Regions from separate parts of the Homo sapiens genome. Here regions 1 and 2 are each linked to region 3. The links are chromatin loops, found by intact Hi-C in ENCODE. Cell type or tissue: heart right ventricle. All regions are shown on one strand. Links, peaks and the distances in the headings refer to the core of each region. The heading gives the core; the rest is flanking DNA.

The links. A loop is a pair of places that touch in the nucleus more often than their neighbours do. Peaks named below come from ENCODE experiments on the same cell type or tissue, not always from the same donor. Only the 100,000 strongest peaks of a DNase experiment are listed, where the experiment ranks them.
Region 1: a loop joins it to region 3, with 10 times the contacts of the local background. A loop is called at or near these places in 30 of 110 quality-filtered maps.
Region 2: a loop joins it to region 3, with 1.9 times the contacts of the local background. A loop is called at or near these places in 4 of 110 quality-filtered maps.

What each region holds. Positions count from the first base shown.
Region 1 is chr7:150,448,917-150,454,692 of GRCh38, reverse strand. GIMAP8 (GTPase, IMAP family member 8) reads right to left here and starts at 4,063. Exons shown (of 5, transcript NM_175571.4): 1 at 3,518-4,063. In heart right ventricle, for the core only: a CTCF peak has its summit at 3,059; DNase peaks (open chromatin) are centred at 2,366, 3,072 and 3,882; H3K4me3 peaks cover 5,000 bases; H3K27ac peaks cover 4,927 bases.
Region 2 is chr7:150,470,770-150,476,545 of GRCh38, reverse strand. It overlaps GIMAP8 (GTPase, IMAP family member 8), which reads right to left. Exons shown (of 5, transcript NM_175571.4): 3 at 5,672-5,717; 4 at 1,908-2,534. Among named protein-coding and RNA genes, the nearest start is that of GIMAP8, 23 kb to the right of the region's middle. In heart right ventricle, for the core only: CTCF peaks have their summits at 2,266 and 2,467; no DNase peak of the experiment used is centred there; H3K4me3 peaks cover 1,958 bases; H3K27ac peaks cover 3,028 bases.
Region 3 is chr7:150,626,083-150,631,858 of GRCh38, reverse strand. It overlaps GIMAP6 (GTPase, IMAP family member 6), which reads left to right. Exons shown (of 3, transcript NM_024711.6): 2 at 1,717-1,801; 3 at 3,347-5,776. The coding sequence starts at 1,717. The coding sequence ends at 4,140. Among named protein-coding and RNA genes, the nearest start is that of GIMAP6, 3.4 kb to the left of the region's middle. RefSeq lists an enhancer at 1-63 and silencers at 2,112-2,312, 2,332-2,532. In heart right ventricle, for the core only: no CTCF peak of the experiment used is centred there; DNase peaks (open chromatin) are centred at 1,220 and 2,238; H3K4me3 peaks cover 1,898 bases; H3K27ac peaks cover 5,000 bases.

The sequences.
Region 1 (5,776 bases), core at 446-5,445, 180 kb after region 3:
TTGAGATTTGCTTTTTGGCTCAGTGAAATTTTTGTAAGTGTTCCTGTAGGCTCAAAAAGAATGTGCAGCCTGTTACTGTGGTACCTTCCACAATCAAGGCCCCATCTCTCCACTGACACCTTAGCTACAGCTTCCCAGATGGTCCAGCACACCCTTGCCTGCACCCCATCCTCCTGTCTGCCTGGAACGTTCCTACCCATTCTCCATCACTTAGCCCAAGGACTCTGAGGCTCCATGTCAAGCCTTTCCTAACTTTTCCAGATTGAACTGGTCATCAGCTCCTCTTTGGACTTTTGCAGTAATATTAACACTGCTCCCCGGTTTCCACCCTTCTCCAGCTGTCTATTGTCCACCAATAGCCACAGTTCTCCTCTCCTGTTAAAACAAGAGACAGGTAATGTCACGCTTCATTCTAAACCTCCCCCCACCCCCAGTGACTCTCCACCCATTCAAAGTAAAAGGCAAAGCCTTTATAGTGGTCACGAGACCCTACCTTGTGCCCAGCTGCTCTCTGACCTCATCTCCCACCCCCTTCCCCTCACATTGTGTGCCATAGTCACATCAGCCTGCGCTGTACTTCAAACATGCTTGCTGTTCATCTGAACTGGGGCATTGTCCCTTGCAGACATGTGCAAGACATGTGCCTGAGCACTTCCCTTAGGTCTCTATCACACTGTCCCCTTAGTACAGGAGGCCCTCTCCAGCCTCCACCCGCTATTAAAGAGCTGTCCATGCCTCTGTGCCCCACTGACACCCCCACCCCATACCTAGCACCCGCCACTGCCACCCTAAGAGCTGTCCACCCCTCTATGCCCCACGGGCACCCCCGCCCCATACCCAGCACCCACCACTGCCACCCTAAGAGTCGTGACTCCTCTGTGCCCCCCGCCCCGTACCCAACACCCACTACTGTCACCCTTCACATCTGCATTTAGTTGCTTAGTGCTTTTTAGTCTGCCACCACTACAGGTGAGTTCCATGAGAATAAGGACTTGCTCTGTTTTTCTCACCACTGTATCTACAACATAAAGAAAGTATCTGATAAATACTTGTTTCTGAGTTGATGGTTATTGACTTGAAGAACAAGCAAAATGCAGCAGATACGCCGAAGAAAGTGAAGAGTGGGAAAGCCCTTTTTCTGTGCAGCAATTTGGTGGTTCATACCTTTTCAAAAAATGGGGTCTGTGGCACTCAGGGGAGAGGCTGCACTGCAGGGAATGACCCAGGGAGGTAGTAAAGGCAGTGGCAGGGCCCACTTTCGAAAAGGGCGAGGCAAAGCCCACAAGGGCCTTGGCAGAGGCCTCTCTCTGGAATCATCTGGATGGCTGCACGGCACGGGGCAGAGCCCACCGCAGCTTCAGACACCTCAGAACCTCAGAACCGGTCCACCAGGGGAAAAATATTTCCGGTGGGTTCAAACCTAATCAGCACCGGGGATCTTCTAAGAGCATCTTTCACCCAGATACACCCTATGGAGAGAAGCTCTCACACTAATGCCCTATCTCCTCTCTCTCCTCAATTTTCTTCATAACATTGATTCTATCTGATATTATTTATATTTTATAATTATTTATTAATTTTATTTTTAAATGTCTAAATGTTCTCTGTACTACCCTTGGTACAAAGCTCCATAACAGCATGTGCTGAAACTCCAAACATGCCTGTTTTGTTCTGTGTCCCCAGGCCCTAACATTGTGCCTGGCATGTAGTATATGCCCAATACGTGGAGGTAAAGGAATGAACGATCACAGGAGAGACAGAAATGTGAAGAAAAGAAGAAAAACGGTTTTTAGAACTGAGAGGGAGGCCGGGCGCAGTGGCTCACGCCTGTAACCCCAACACTTTCAGAGGCCAAGGCAGGTAGATCCCTCGAGATCAGGAGTTTGAGACCAGCCTGGTCAACATGATGAAATCCCCGTCTTTATTAAAAGTACAAAAATTAGCCAGGCATGGTGGTGGGTGCCTGTAGTTCCACTCGCATGTATATATATATATATATATATATATATATATATATCTCACACACACACACACACACATATACACACATATATATACATATATACACATATATACATATATACATACATATATACATATATATACATATATACATACACACACACATATATATGCAAGTGAAGTGAGATGTCTCTGTAAATTAATTTAAGAAAAAAAGACACTAGTGAGAAAACAGCAAGCTGAAGGAAGCAGAGGCCTCCCACAGGTCTGAAGAAGAAAGAAATTTCTTTCCCAATTAAGCGACACAGCCTTGCATGGTTCCCCAGCAGAGTATGACCAAACCAATGAGTCTTGGCTGGACTCCTGCCTGCAGCTCCACATGATGTCAGGACCTACACACACACACCCACATACACACACGCACATGCACACTCCTACCACACATACAGCTTCCCAGCCAGTAGCACTTCACCCCAACATGTAGAAAGTGCACTTAAGGACAAAAAGGTACCCAAACTCACCCTCACTCACGCTCTGCCAGCCCACATTTCCCTCTGCTCAATTTCCCAGGCCACTCTGGAGACCCCAGCAGAGCAACTGAGAGAAAAAGAGAGCGTTCTTCCTATAATTCACTGAAGACTGTAAAGGCAGCCTCTGCCTCCTTCTCAGGAAACAGCCCAAGGCAAACGTGGACTCAGGCATCTGAGCACAGCATCCAGCCATGCGGGGATTCATCCCACATCTAATCGCAGTTCCCACTTACAGAGCAGGGTGGTTGGAGATGCCTCCAGAGCCCAGCGTGGGGAAGACCTTAGACCCAGCCCAGCAGGGCAACCATCAAGAGGAAGGGAAGAGGTTAACTGCTGAGGACCAGGTTGGCTGAAATGTAGGTGAAATCAGAAATATTGCTTTTGGTAAGGTCTTGACCCCTCCAATCCCTCCAATGCCCAGTTCACAGAATCCTAACTGTGCAAGGGGCAGGAAAGATCAGAAAAGCAGACGTGGAAAAATCAGCATCCCCCACCCCCTGCTTTGCGGGAGGAGCTCCGCTGGCTTCCTCCTGGGGGCTGCTCTGCGGCACCATCTAGCTTCATGGGGCATCTGACCGGCTGCTTCCGCCTGCTTCTTCCTCCCTTCTGCCAGTCTCAGCCCTCCTCCTCTTCAGGGCTCACACCCACTCCCCGACACGCCTTCTTTTAGGACAGCCACTCTCATAGATGTCTGGGAATATGCCTCTGTCCCCATCCTGCCGAATCTACTCCCCAGCAGGCTGGGGAGACACGCTTTGGACCAGGAGGAAAGCTTCCCAGGGCCCCTGCCATTCAACTCTGCCATTCAACCCTGCCATTCAACCCAGCCTCCTCTCCCATGGCTGAGCAGGCTGCCTTCCCGGTGCCAAGCCCATCCTCCCCCACAGCCATGCACCAGTGCACACACATCTACACACGAGTGCACATGTCACACATGCACTGCGGTCGTGTCCCATGGGGTCCCACGGCGTCCCACAGTCTCCGAGGCTCCGCAATCCACCTGGCTCTATCCCTCCATCTCTCACCTGGGTGGAAGCAGCTGCTGGTCCCCCAGGGCACAGGATGTGAGGAAGGTGAGGAGGGTGAGGGGAGAATGGCCGGAGAGCGACCCTCTTCCCAGGCCCTGGTCTTCCTGGCAGGAGGGTTTCGGGTGTTTCTGCAAAGGAAGAGATTTCTAGAAATAGCCTTCACATCCACAGAGGCATAAATGCAGTCGGAGAGGAAGTTCCCTGTGCAGGCCACAGGCTCAGAACCTCGAGAGCCGTCGGGGCTCAGGGAGGAGCCAGCATCGGGGACACACGCGCCTTCCCTGGGTGCTGAGCGCCTCGTGGGGTCACAACACAGCAGAAACTGAGGAGCCCGGCCCGTCCCGCAGCTGCAGACTGAGAGGAGGGAGGAGAAATGACAGCAGAGGCTTGGCCAGGGGCTGGGGCGCCGGGGCCGGTGCCAGGCTGAGCTTCAGAAGGGCTGCAAGAACAGGGGCTTGGATAGGGCAGGAAAAGGACGTCAAGCCAGTTCCTGTTCCTGAGAGGACAGAGATTGTGGCGCCGCTACAAGCTCTGAGCAAAGCCAGCTCCGGGCCTCTGTGTGCCCTTAAGTGGCCTTTAGGACTTCCTCTCACAAGTCCTTCCTCGCTTCCCTTCCCTTCCCTAAAACCCACAACCCGGGGAACTCCAAGCCTGACAGACCAACGCTGCTTCTCAGGGAATGAATGCTTTTCCCCAGCTTGCAAAACGTGAAATGCTAGACTTCGATGCTTTCAAATATTTCACAAAATGAAATCCCTTTTGTGAAAGAACATAGTGTCCAAACTACCTGGTCTCTACTTCATAAGGAAGTCAAACACGGAGGAAGACTTCTTAAAAAATGTTTACTAGGGTAAAAATGATGTAACATTAATAGTACCATCCTAACCATTTCTAAGTGTATAGCCCACAGTAGAAAGTACATTCACATGGTTGTGTGCCAGATCTGCAGGACTTTTCATCCTGCAGCACCCAAACTCTCCCCATTACACCCCAACTCACCTCCCCGAACCCCAGCCCGGGTAACCACCGTTCTACTTTCCGTTTCTATGATTTTTTTTTTTTTTTTGAGACAGAGTCTTGCTCTGTCGCCCAGGCTGGAGTGCAATGGTGTGATCTCGGCTCACTGCAACCTCCACCTCCCGAGTTCAAGCAATTCTCCTGCCCCAGCCTCCCGAGTAGCTGGGATTACAGGTTCCCGCCACCACACACGGCTAATATTTGTATTTTTAGTAGAAACGGGGTTTCACCATGTTGGCCAGGCTGGTCTTGAACTCCTGACCTCAAGTGATCCACCTGCCTCAGCCTCCCAAAGCGCTGGGATTACAGGTGTGAGCCACCACACCCGGCCTGTTTCTATGATTTTTGGCAACGTCAGATACTCATGTGAGTGGAGTCCCACAGTGTCTGCCCTCCTGAGACTGAGCAGAATGCCCTAGAGGTTCATCCAAGTGAGTGCGGGACCCTCTGCGCTCTGCACAGCAGGGCCCTCTTCACAGGATGCAGAGGCTAGGGCCTCGAGGGACTGGAGCTCAAGTTAGTTTTCCAAATGTCTGAGGTGGTGCTAAGCTTTCCAAAGGGACCCCGCAGAAGGAGGAGCAGTGGGGGTGGCTGAAGTAGAGGGGCATGCTTCAGATATGAAGTCTCTACAGTAGTCAAAACCACAGGCTTTGGGGAGCTGCTGTCAGCCTATCACATCCCGAGGGATCCACCCTCCCCCTGGACTGGTCTTCATGCGCCAGCCTTGAGGACTGCTCTACCTTGTTATGAACCTGAGGGAAACCCTGGTTATGCTGGGATGGCTCAAGAAGAGCTTTGGGGACACACAGGACACATCTTGATGGGGAAAGCTGACAAAGCCCTTCCCATGTCCCACTCTACCTGTCTCCTCATTGAAAGAGGATCTATTTTGGAAGAACCCCACCCTTCCTTTACAGTAGGTCAACGCACATAAAACCAACTCATTATAATGAAAAGACAAAAACCCGAAGCCAGGTACTGCAGTTCATCCCCGCTGGGGTACTAACAGAGGCAGAGGCTCAGCAAGAAACTGTTTCCCCAAAATAGAGAAGAAAAGGCTCACTCATTCTTAAATGAAATATTAAGCATCCAGGGATTGCTCTAAGTAAAACTGAAGCTGCAAATAACTCCTCAAAGATTCAGCAAGTCGATTATTTGCTGAGTTGACCATTTTGCAAAATGATCTTTCAGCAAATCAGCTCCTAGAGAATTGATTTCCGTGCAGAAGGCAGGCTGCCG
Region 2 (5,776 bases), core at 251-5,250, 160 kb after region 3:
GGACATGTAAAAATTCATTTCTCATTAAAACCACATTGAACTTAATTGCCTTTCACTGATGAGTCAGAAGAAACCGCATGGTTATAATAATGAATATCCACTAACACTGTTGGGTGTGTGGTGTCCATGATGGAGAAAGAGAATGAATTTCCCTATAAATGGAATTTACAGACACATAGAGACCTTACAATATGCGTTCTTTGGAGATCGTTCTTATGCTTTTGCACTTGCACTGTGACAGTCCAGTGCTCATTCAAGTCTCTTCGTAGTTCTCTTCCATTATGAATTTCATATCAAATAGCTAATATCTACTTCAATGCAAAGGAGGAAGAAAGCACATCCCATGCTCTTCCTTCAAGGGGAAATTATTAACCTGTTTATGCTGAAACTTCAACTTCATAGTTATGCCCAGCAGATGAACAATAGCTTAATCTTCCAACACTCCCATATTTGTCATATATTTCAGTCCCTACTTCTGTACCTACAGAGGGTGTGTTTCTCATGTACCTCTGAAATCCGGCCCCACTCCCCATCCCATATTCTCTAATTCAGTGTTCTTAATGTTCAACGCCTTAATCTTCAATGTTCTTGGAAGATGTCCTTTAGAGCTGTGAACCCCCATCTCCACCAAGATTATTCTTTTTTGTCCCCTAACAAGTGACATGCTTAGTCCTACCTCTTTGCTTCAAATTGCTGGTGTACTCTCTGGAATATCTTCCAGCTTTCTGCTCAGCCATTTAATCCCTACCCATTCTCTAAAACCTGTTTCAAATTGGGCTTTCTACACAAAGCCTCTCCTGACTTTCCCATGTATCTATACTTCTAAAGGAGGGTTCAATAAGAAAATATGCTCCTTTGGGTTTTATCTTCTTCCTGGGTGAGGATGTTTGAAGCAGAAAAAAAAACGGGATGAGTAAGAATGGGAAGGACCTCAGCATAGGTCAACTGAACGTGTAGCACTAAGTGGATGAGGAGCCCTTCTTAAGTAGTAAAGAGAGCAGTGTGCCAAGCTCTGGGCAACAGTACACTGTGGGGAAACAAAGGGTTGGAAAGCATCAGCTCCTTTCTTCAAGACACTCACACTATCCAGTTGAAGAGATAGTAAAGATCATGAAAAAATTAAAGACCGGTTCAAGAGAATGTGCATGGAAAAGCTATAACTTCAGTACAATTTGAGAAGCAAAGAAAGAGAAAAGAGTTAGTCCATAGAACAGACCTATCCTTCCTTTATTTTTCTTCCAGTTTCAACTTCTTTTTTGTTTCATTTCAACTTTTATTTTAGGTACAGGTACATATACACCATAGAATAATAGGCAGCCATAAAAAAGAATGAAATCCTGTCTTTTGCAGTAACATAGATAGAGCTGGAGGCTGCCATCCTAAGCAGACTAACACAGGAACAGGAGACCTGTCCTTTTTATCTTCTCTATGCCTTTTAGAAAATGTGGCACATATACACCATGGAATACTATGCAGCCATAAAAAATGATGAGTTCATGTCCTTTGAAGGGACATGGATGAAATTGGAAATCATCATTCTCAGTAAACTATCGCAAGAACAAAAAACCAAACACCGCATATTCTCACTCATAGGTGGGAATTGAACAATAAGATCACATGGACACAGGAAGGGGAATATCACACTCTGGGGACTGTTGTGGGGTGGGGGGAGTGGGGAGGGATAGCATTGGGAGATATACCTAATGCTAGATGACGAGTTAGTGGGTGCAGCGCACCAGCATGGCACATGTATACATATGTAACTAACCTGCACAATGTGCACATGTACCCTAAAACTTAAAGTATAATAAAAAAAAAGAAAAAAAAGAAAATAAAAAGTTCTTATATATTTTATACCTATTTTTAAATGATATATGTAAAAATATATATCCTATTCACAGTTTTACCTTTTTCTCTGAAAACACAATGCTTGTTCCCATTCTGATGCACCATGCTCTCAATTTTTTCCAGGAGCTCGTCCGCCTGCCTTTGCTCTTCTTCTCCTGTTGCCCGGTAGTTGAAGGCACTATATCTGTTTTTACACTTCTGGATGAGACCATAGAGAGCTTTATTGCTGTTTCTTAAGAACGTATCTAGATCCTGATCCCCTAAATCTTCTTTCCTGGTAAGAAGTATGATCATGTACTCAAAGAATTTTTCTCCAAAATTGTTTTGGATGGTGCTCAGCACTGCCTCATCATTCTTAGTGTAAAAGCCCAGTGGTGTCACCAGCAGGAAGGCATGGGGGCCTGTACAGATGTGTTTTCTAACTTCTGAGTCAATGTTCTTTAAAGATGAGATGTCCGGAGCATCAATGATCGAAACTTTCTTTTTTCTCCAGCTTCTGCTCTCAGACAAGAAGCTCTGGGTTACTGACTGCTCACTAAATCCGGTCTGAAAGGCCTGCCTCCCCAGAATGCTGTTTCCTGCTGCACTTTTTCCAGCACCGCGTTTCCCCACAAGGAGGACTGTCAGTTCTGATGTCCCCGGATTCTGCTCGGGTCCTGTGGACTGCAGCTGCCTTTCCCTTGGGCCTGTGGGACAAATGGACAGGTTCAGAGTCTCTTCCTGCAGTTGAATATGGATGTGGGCAGGTTTTATGATTTCTCATCCCTGCAAACTTGTATAGAGAATGGCAACAACACGGTAAACCAGTAGAACTCTACTCTCAGCCAGAAGCTCTCCATCAAGGTGAAAGCCACAAACAGGGGCAGGAGTGAACTAAGAGATATTCATGGAGCTTATGATTCCCCAGGAACACGAACATGCCAACTTTGGCCTTCGTTGGTCTAGGTCCTCAGGGTTCCCCTCATTTTGTTATCAAAGGTAAGTACTGGGGCCTACCAAAGGTAAGTACGTACCAAAGGTAAGCCCAGGGGCTAAGGCAGGAGCAGGGAGAATCCGATTTTCAAATGCCCCTTGGTGGTATAAAATCAAATACACTCAGCAATTAAAAAAAAAGTGAACTAGCGATATGCAGTATAGATGGATCTCAAAAAAACACGCTAAGTAAAAGAAGCAGGACACAAAAACTGCATACTAGATGATTCTACCATATGAAGTTGAAGAACAGACCAAATTAATCTATGTTGATAGAAATCTGGATAGTGTTTCTCTTTGGCGAGGGGCAGCAAGAATCTGTAAGATGATGGAAATGCTCTATATCTTTATCTAGATGGGGATCCCATATGTATAGATATAGAAAAAGGCATCAAGCTGTTTGCTTAAGATTTGTGCATTTTACTCTGTGTAAATCGTACCTCAATAAATTGCTGTAAAAACCTGCAAACCTGCACCCTACAACTATCTCTCCACACATCCCCTGGCTGAGGCAGCATCAACACCAGACCTATGAACTGAGCAAAAGGGAGAGTCTGCAACTGCAGGGAGCTTTCTCTGAGGCTGAGTCATCAACAGCCTTCGTGGGAAGGGTCTGAGCAGCAAGTTGGGAAGGTGGGATGGACACAGCATCAAAGGCCCTTGCTGTATTGCCTTGGAAAACTTACCGCTTTGCGAATCTGTTTCCATGTTGGTAGAATGGGAATCTAATGCCCACGTTGAGGTTGAAAAGACTAAAGGAAACAGCACCTGTAAAGCCCTTAGGACCTGACTAGCACGGAAGTGTGCATGGAAGGCTTCACAGTTAAGGAAGAACTTGAGTCAGGCCTGGAAGTGCCCCTCCCTCCCTCACACTCCCCCCTACTCTCCTTTACAGACTTCAGGACTTTTGCCCATATGACAGCACTTTCTTTGCCTCCTGCCCTATCTCCTGCTGGCTACTCAGGTTCCTATGCAAATATAACTTCTTCAAGAGAACTTCACCTAAATTGCTCACCGCAAAACTATACAAATCAGCTGCCATGTGTATTTCCTCTATTCTTACCAAAATAATAATTTTATATTTATTTCGAATATGGACTCTCTTCAATTTAGAGAGACCATACAGTGCAGTGGTTAAAAGTAGGAGTGAGAAGGGATAATAAATAGCCCTTGAGAGCCAGGAGCTGGTCTGGCCTCCACAGCAAGGCCATGGCACCCTCCTGTCTCTCATCCACAGTATTACAGAAAATCAGACACGAGTCTTCCACAACCACAACCACTCTGCAATCGTATCTGAGCACACAAAAACAACAGCATTGCCCGAACATCCCCTGCACTGGCTAAATAGATGACAGCTGCCTCCTGATGGCTTTAGCCTCGTTCCACCCTTGTCACCTTGGACAGAAGAATTATTCAAACACTTCATTGTGGAACTACCCCCCACTTCCTAAGCGCATCCATCCTGGAGCAAAGTCCCACTTCCTGGAACCTTCCTCAGAATCACCTAACATGAGCCCACATCCTATAAAAAGTCCTTCCCTGCCCCCTGTTTCTGACAGCCCTGTGACTCCCCATGGTGTGCTGGGCCCTCACAGCCACAGGTCAATAAACGCACTTTTGTTCAGTCACACGTGTGTTCCTGGGGTCTCGGCCAAAGGGCATTGCCAGAATTTTGAAACCCTTCTGCCTGAGTACACGTATTTCTGGCTGAGTGCACTCAGCTGTGAAATGAGGATGAGGCTCACAACATCTTCTTTACAAGATTGTTACAAGAATTGAACTGGTGTATTTTAAGAGGATTATATATGAATATGCTATGAAGATTGAATTACATATTTATGAAAGTTATTTCCCAGGACATAATGTCAGCTGCAATTTTTTTTTTTTTTGAGACAGGGTCTTGCTCTGTTGCCCAGACTGGGGTAAAGTGGCATGATCTCAGCTCACTGCAATCTTGCGCTCCCAGATTCAAGTGATTCTCATGTCTTAGCCTCCCGAGTAGCTGAGACGACAGGCACGCACTACCATGCCTGGCTAATTTTTGTATTTTTAGTAGAGACAGGGTTTTGCCATGTTGGCCAAGCTGGTCTTGAACTCCTGGCATCAAGTGATCCACCCACCTCGGCCTCCCAAAGTGCTGGGATTACAGGCATGAGCCACTGCACCCGGCCTCAGCTATAATTATTAGCAATACTATTAAAATTATGATTTTATTATTTGGAAGATTTCCATGAGGAAAAGGATCTTGTCTATCTTATTCACGACTGGATACTCAGAGCTTGCACAGGGCTGACCCAGAAATAACCTGCAAATCCATCAGTAAAGGCATGGTTGCATTTGTTTTGTGTGTCCACATTGTGAAACAAACTGCATCTACTATACGGAAGGAGGTAGATCTATACATATTGACTTATGCAGATGTGCAGGATCTATCATTACTGGCAATCATCACCTGAATACTGCACCCCATCAGAGAATTCTCCAAGTTGGTGTTGTCCATGAAGGAGTGATTTCTGCTTTCCTAAGAGGAGTCAAAACTTGGGCAGGGCCGGATCCAAGGCCAGAAAGAAGAGTCTGAGTTAGGAAAGAAGACACAAGAGGCAAGCCCAGCTCTGTAACACTTCAGAAAAGTCCAAGGACACCCTCGCTGGGTCCAGGAACTTTGCTGGTGCTATACCTACTCACAAGTGTTAGGAGTTTCCTAGGGGATAGCTTGTGGGAACCAACCTCAGCTAGGTCCCCAGGGTGAATTTTCTGGTTTATATGGATAATGTTTCCGCTTCACTTTGGCTGCAGAATGCATTCAAAAGAATACAAGTGTGAGCTTAATGTTTCTTAAAGATCAACTTACCCTGTGGCTTGTCTCCCTCTTGAGATGCAGCTTCATTCACACAATCCTAGAAAATAAAGGAACAAAATAGTGCACACAGATCTAAAACCTCATCTTCCACAAACT
Region 3 (5,776 bases), core at 291-5,290:
GACCAACACGTCTGGAGAACTTTTTGCCTTGTGACAAAGTCACTGTTTAATATTTGGCAAGATGCTTCTCTGAGTTTTGCTTTCTTCCAGAGCAATATGACAAGGATGGTACTATCTGTTCCATCTTCTGTGTTGGAGACAATGCACACTGTGGCCAACATGGGAGGTGCCATTCCGGGGAGGGTCTAGGAGGAGGCAGGGAGGTGCCTTGCGTGCAGACCCATTCCCCGAACCCTGCGAAGGCACAGTGCAGGTTCCTGCATGCCACAGCCTAGTCCCACCCGGCTGTTGTTTCCTGTTAAGCTGCCTGCCCGTTCTCTCTAAAGGAGGAATGAGATTACATTGGTAAAGTGCTGCCTCAATTTCCACCAGGGATGTAAGGAAGCCAGGGACAAAGAGATTGAGAGGCCACCAGTTAGGAAGAACTAACTCCCTTTGGTAGGTGAAATATTGTACTCCTTCCAGAATCTGGCTGTTCAGGTCTGAGTAAGGCTGTCCGCCTGGCCTGCTTCTTCTTTCTTCCTAGAAAGTCAACAGACCTTCCTGGACTCCCTCCATGCCCAGCCCAGCACTGCAAAATTGATCTTTACCAATCATAAAGCAATATCCGCATATATACTTCTGGGATCTGGGGAGGACTGGAGTGTTTGCCAGGTGAACAGAATAGAACAAACATCTAACAATGTGGCAATGAGAAAAACATGTCTATCAGGTTCCCCTGGACTTAGGTTTCCCCACACCCCAGACCCTTCATCTGGATCTGTTTCATCTGGTTGTGAATGTCCTACATGATCTGGAAAAACAGTCATGGACCATGCAACTTCCTCCTCAGTCCCACAGAGAAAATCCAGCAGAGAGAACCTTATGGGATCTTGGCACAGAGAACTGTGTTAGTCTATGAAGCCAGGACACATTGCTGTCATGGGAAAGGGGACAGGAGTTCCTGGTTGGGAATGATGTGGCCCTAATTTGCAAAAAGGACTAAGAATTGCTCTAAAAAATGTTATGAAGTATGTTGAGACCTTAATAGGGGAAGAGACATTCACAGGCATCTAGTTCAGGCCCAACATTCTTACTGATGGGATGCTGAGGCCCAGACAGAGCTAACTGGTGGCTGCTTCTCCCCTGAGGTCTCTGGCTTCCTTCCCAGCTCAGCCCCTGCAATCCCAGTCCTCTGTAACCCTCACTGCACAGTCTTCTCCAAAGTCTGGCCCCAAGGCCCACCAAGTGGCCCCTCCCAACAACATCCTACTCATTCACGTCCTCCAGGCACACCAGGCCTTCCTGCTGCTCCCAGGGAACACAGGATCAGAATCACACCTGCTTCTGTGCTTCCCTTCCTCCACCTCCTCCTTCTTCCCTTCCTCCACCTCCCCCCACCTCCCAGAACAGTTCCAGACCCTTTGTCTATCCAAATTTCATCCATTCCTCAGCTCCCAGGCCAGTTGCACCTTTATCTGTAAAATCTCTTAAACTTATGATGGAGACCACAATGAAGGGGGCGAGGGATAGCATCCCTAAAGAAATAGGGTCCCTAAAGCCAGCAGAGAGTGTCTTAGACCCCTTCTTCCATTGCCTCACTCAGTCCCACCCCAACCCTAAACTAATGCAAAAAACTTTCCTCTGGCAAGAGAAAGGCGAAAGGCAGGTGGCTGTTGAAACTCATTTGGAAAGTCAGTAGAACATATGATTTTTTTTTTTTTTTTTTTTTTGTAGATGGAGGAAGAAGAATATGAACAAATTCCCCAGGAGAATCCCCCAGAAGAGCTGTCCCAGGATCCTGTGCTGGAGCTGTCAGGAGGTAAAATGAATGAGGAGAGGGGAGCAAGTGGGAAACATTTGGGGTGCAGGTGGGACACAGCTCCACCACCATAGTGTGCTTGGAGAGGAAGCTGACGTCCCCCAGTCACAGAAATTTACCCGCCTCAGCCACCATCAGAGGCCTTTGGGGTAGGGCCCTTCTTATCACTAGCCAAAAATAAGAAAAAAGACCCCTGGATAGGTATGGTAGATAAAAGGAGGCGAGAAATAGCACCAATGACTAAATCACCATGCCAGTCCCAAAGGAAATGCTTTCACATGGTAGATGTTCTTCCTCAGGATGGATGTGCTGACAGTGCGTGTGACGAAAATAAGTGGCCTTGGACTGAGGCTTGGATGCCAACAGACCCTGTATGGGTGTTTGGCTGACTCCGAAGTGGAGCTGTCACAGTTGTAAGTTTGAAAGCGCCTTGTGCACAAGCAGAATGTACTTGGCTGCTGCCTCAGATCTGGGCTCTGCCTTATCGAGGGCGTCCCTTTCCCAAAAGCCATTGCACAGGGTCAGGCGCTTAACTTTCATGGGCTCAACTTCGTCATTCATCCTGGGGAGGCAGGATTTACAAATGCTGGAAACCCAGCCCTTTCCTGGCCAGAAGAAATGATTTGTGATTCATTATGTATTTTAATATGAATGACCTTTTACTTTATGAACTTAAATGGCCTGAGCCATCTGGAAAAAGCCACGTTAACCTACTACAATAGGGACATTACCAATACCTGTGTAACACCTGTTTGACCTTTTGTTATAGCAATCAAGGTTAGCTATTCTTTTAAGAATCCTCTCCAGAGCTCAAGTGATGCATTTGGCTTTAGTAAAGTCCAGTGGTGTGTGCTAGCTCCAGGCTGCTCAGATGGGGGTTCCTGTCTCCTCTGGCTCTGCACTGGGCTAGGTGGGTGGGGATGAAGATCTACTGCCCAGACTTCTGCCCATTCATTCAAATTCCTTCCAGCCACCTTGGGGAAGCTGGAGGGGGCCCAATGTCACTCAGTTAGAATTGGCACGTGGGTCAGAGCCAAGGGTGGCTGTCAGGCCACAGCAAGGCCTGTTGGTGCCCAGGAGATTCAGGAGATGGCCACGCCCATGCTGCCACATGCCAGCTTCATGCTTTGTCATCTGAGATACATCAATGTCTTCAGTGGGGACAAGACTGGGAAACCAGCTATTACTTGTCACTTCTTTATGTGCTCTGGGTCTTGGGACCCGCAAGGCCAGGAGAAGGGAATTCCCTTCCTGCCTTCTTCCCCAGTCATATCTAAAAACCTTGGTATTGGGTTTCTTGGTGTTCTATTGGCCAAGTCTCGCTCTTCTTTCTAGGCTCTGCTCTTGCACTGGGAGAGAACGTTCAGCCCCACCTTCAAGGATGTGGGCCCAGAATGGTGGCCCAGCGCTGGTTTCAGGGCAGATGTTGGTCTTTTACAATCTGCCCCTGCAGTCTGGGGGTACACCCAGAGGCTCCTGGTGATGACAAGATGGGGTACATGGGCCCTTACCCCAGTTCCCTCTGCTTTCTTTGGATATTTCTAGGTCTAAGGGAGAAAGAACAGAAGACCCCAAGGAGACTGAGGCTCATTCTCATGGGGAAAACAGGGAGTGGGAAGAGTGCAACAGGAAACAGCATCCTCGGCAGGGACGTCTTCGAGTCTAAACTCAGCACCAGACCCGTGACCAAGACCTCCCAGAGACGGAGCCGAGAGTGGGCTGGGAAGGAGCTTGAGGTGATTGACACACCCAACATTCTGTCCCCCCAGGTCTCGCCAGAGGTGGCAGACGCTATCTGCCAAGCCATCGTCTTATCCGCCCCAGGGCCCCACGCCGTGCTCCTGGTGACACAACTGGGCCGGTTCACGGATGAGGATCAGCAGGTGGTCAGGCGCCTGCAGGAGGTCTTTGGAGTGGGGGTTCTGGGTCACACCATCCTGGTGTTCACCCGGAAGGAAGACCTGGCTGGCGGCTCCCTGGAAGACTATGTGCGAGAGACCAACAACCAGGCCCTTGCCTGGCTGGATGTGACCCTTGCACGGCGCCATTGCGGCTTCAACAACAGGGCACAGGGGGAGGAGCAGGAGGCCCAACTGCGAGAGCTCATGGAGAAAGTTGAAGCCATTATGTGGGAAAACGAAGGAGATTATTACAGCAACAAGGCTTACCAATATACCCAGCAAAACTTTCGGCTGAAAGAACTACAGGAAAGGCAAGTAAGCCAGGGCCAAGGCTCTGAGGACGTGCCTGGTGAGGAGTCTTGGCTGGAAGGACTGTCCCAGATCCAGAAGGAATCTGAGGAAGCCCACAGATGCCTGCTGGGGAAGGCTGACCTTTGAGCCTGTGCTGGACTTGAGCCAAGGACACCATCAGCCTTTGCACCCCCCTGTGTCCAGCCCTCTGTTTCTCTTTCCATCCCATGGAGTGCTTCCCAGTCTCCAGGTCATGACGTCTGGTGTAGGAAGAGGGGCATGGGGCTTGAGGACAGGGTCCAGCATGCCCAGATCACATTCCAGTTCCTTCATTCCTTCTTCCAGAACATCTGGGTCCTCCCTCCTCTGTGCCCCAACAGCACGCTGTCTTCCTATTGGACCTTCTATCTCATTGCATTGCCTTTCATGAGTTACTTGTCTATACTCTGATAGAACCAAAGTTTCTTGAGGGCAGGCCTGTATCTTTTACTTCTGTGTAACTTCCACAGCTTTTGACTGCATTGGAGTCATGCAGTCACGTTTGGTGCGGCAACTCCATGCAAGCTGTTGACCAGATGACTTCTCATCTCTCCCCACACCATGATGGTTTAAGGTGCCTGTTGTGTCTGGTGGCTGGAACATGGCAGTGGTGCTGAGACATGGGGAGGGTTGGAGACTGGGTGGGGAGGGTTGGAGACTGGGCTGGGAGGAGAGCAAGCAGGAACAGGGATGGAGGCAGGAGGAGCAGCCCTTTTATTCACTCTTGAGCTGTAACAAACAAGCCCCGTTGGAACTTCCTAGTGGGAATGATGGGAGAAGTTTGGGGCAGGGTATCCAAGAAGTCAGACTGTGGTCAAGTAGGTGGTCCCTTGCCCTGGCTACAGAACATGGAAGCCCCTAGGGATGCAAGTGGACTTGGGCAGAGGAGGTCACACCACCCCACCAAGGTAGACTTAGATTAGAGATGACTTGCATCTGTTACTTCCCCTTTTTCCATGGGTTTCATGGCCCCTCATGATATTTGCCTTCTGCTCCTAGAAGGCACAGACTACTTTCAACCTGCCTCGCCCTTCACTGCCACCCCTCCCTTCTCCCTTGATAATGGGAGCATGTGGATGGGGTGTCTGCGTGTGCAAACGGGTTCCCTAGCAAAGTATTTGTGGGGGTCCAATGCAAGGAGGCAGGGAAGAAAGGGGGCCTGCAAAGGAAGCAGTAGAGTGACTTAAACATCTTGCGAGGCAGCCTGCCTGGTTTATGGGAGAACTCTGAAGCCCATGATGTTTTCCTGGAAGGCTGTTCCTACAGACGGGGTTTATAAGTACTGATACTGGACAGGATGAGAAGGGAGTAGGATGTCATCCTGTCTCAGGCCTCGGATAGGAAGCTGCCTGCCAGCAAGAGGAGACTGATGTGCCCCGGGTGCACCCCACCTCCTTTGAGGTCCAAGATGCTCCTGGGGAGTTGACCGACATTTGGGAAGATAATAGGAGGCATTGGGGAAACTGCTCCCCAATATATTCCTCTTTTCCTTTCTTCAAGCTGCGTAGCAGGGGGCCTTTAGCTAGTTTCTCCCGAGAGGGGCGGGAAGTACAGCTGGTGGAGACAGTGCTGGGAGATGATCAGAAATCTCAGGGCACAGCCTCAGGTCTACCTGGACACTCATCCACTGTTGGAGATGCTCAACAGCTAGACACAGATGCTCACAGCCGACCTGTGGCCTCTTGCTCTGAAGCCATCCCCCATCTTCCCTAGACACAGCAGACATCTGAGAAAGCTTCAGCAT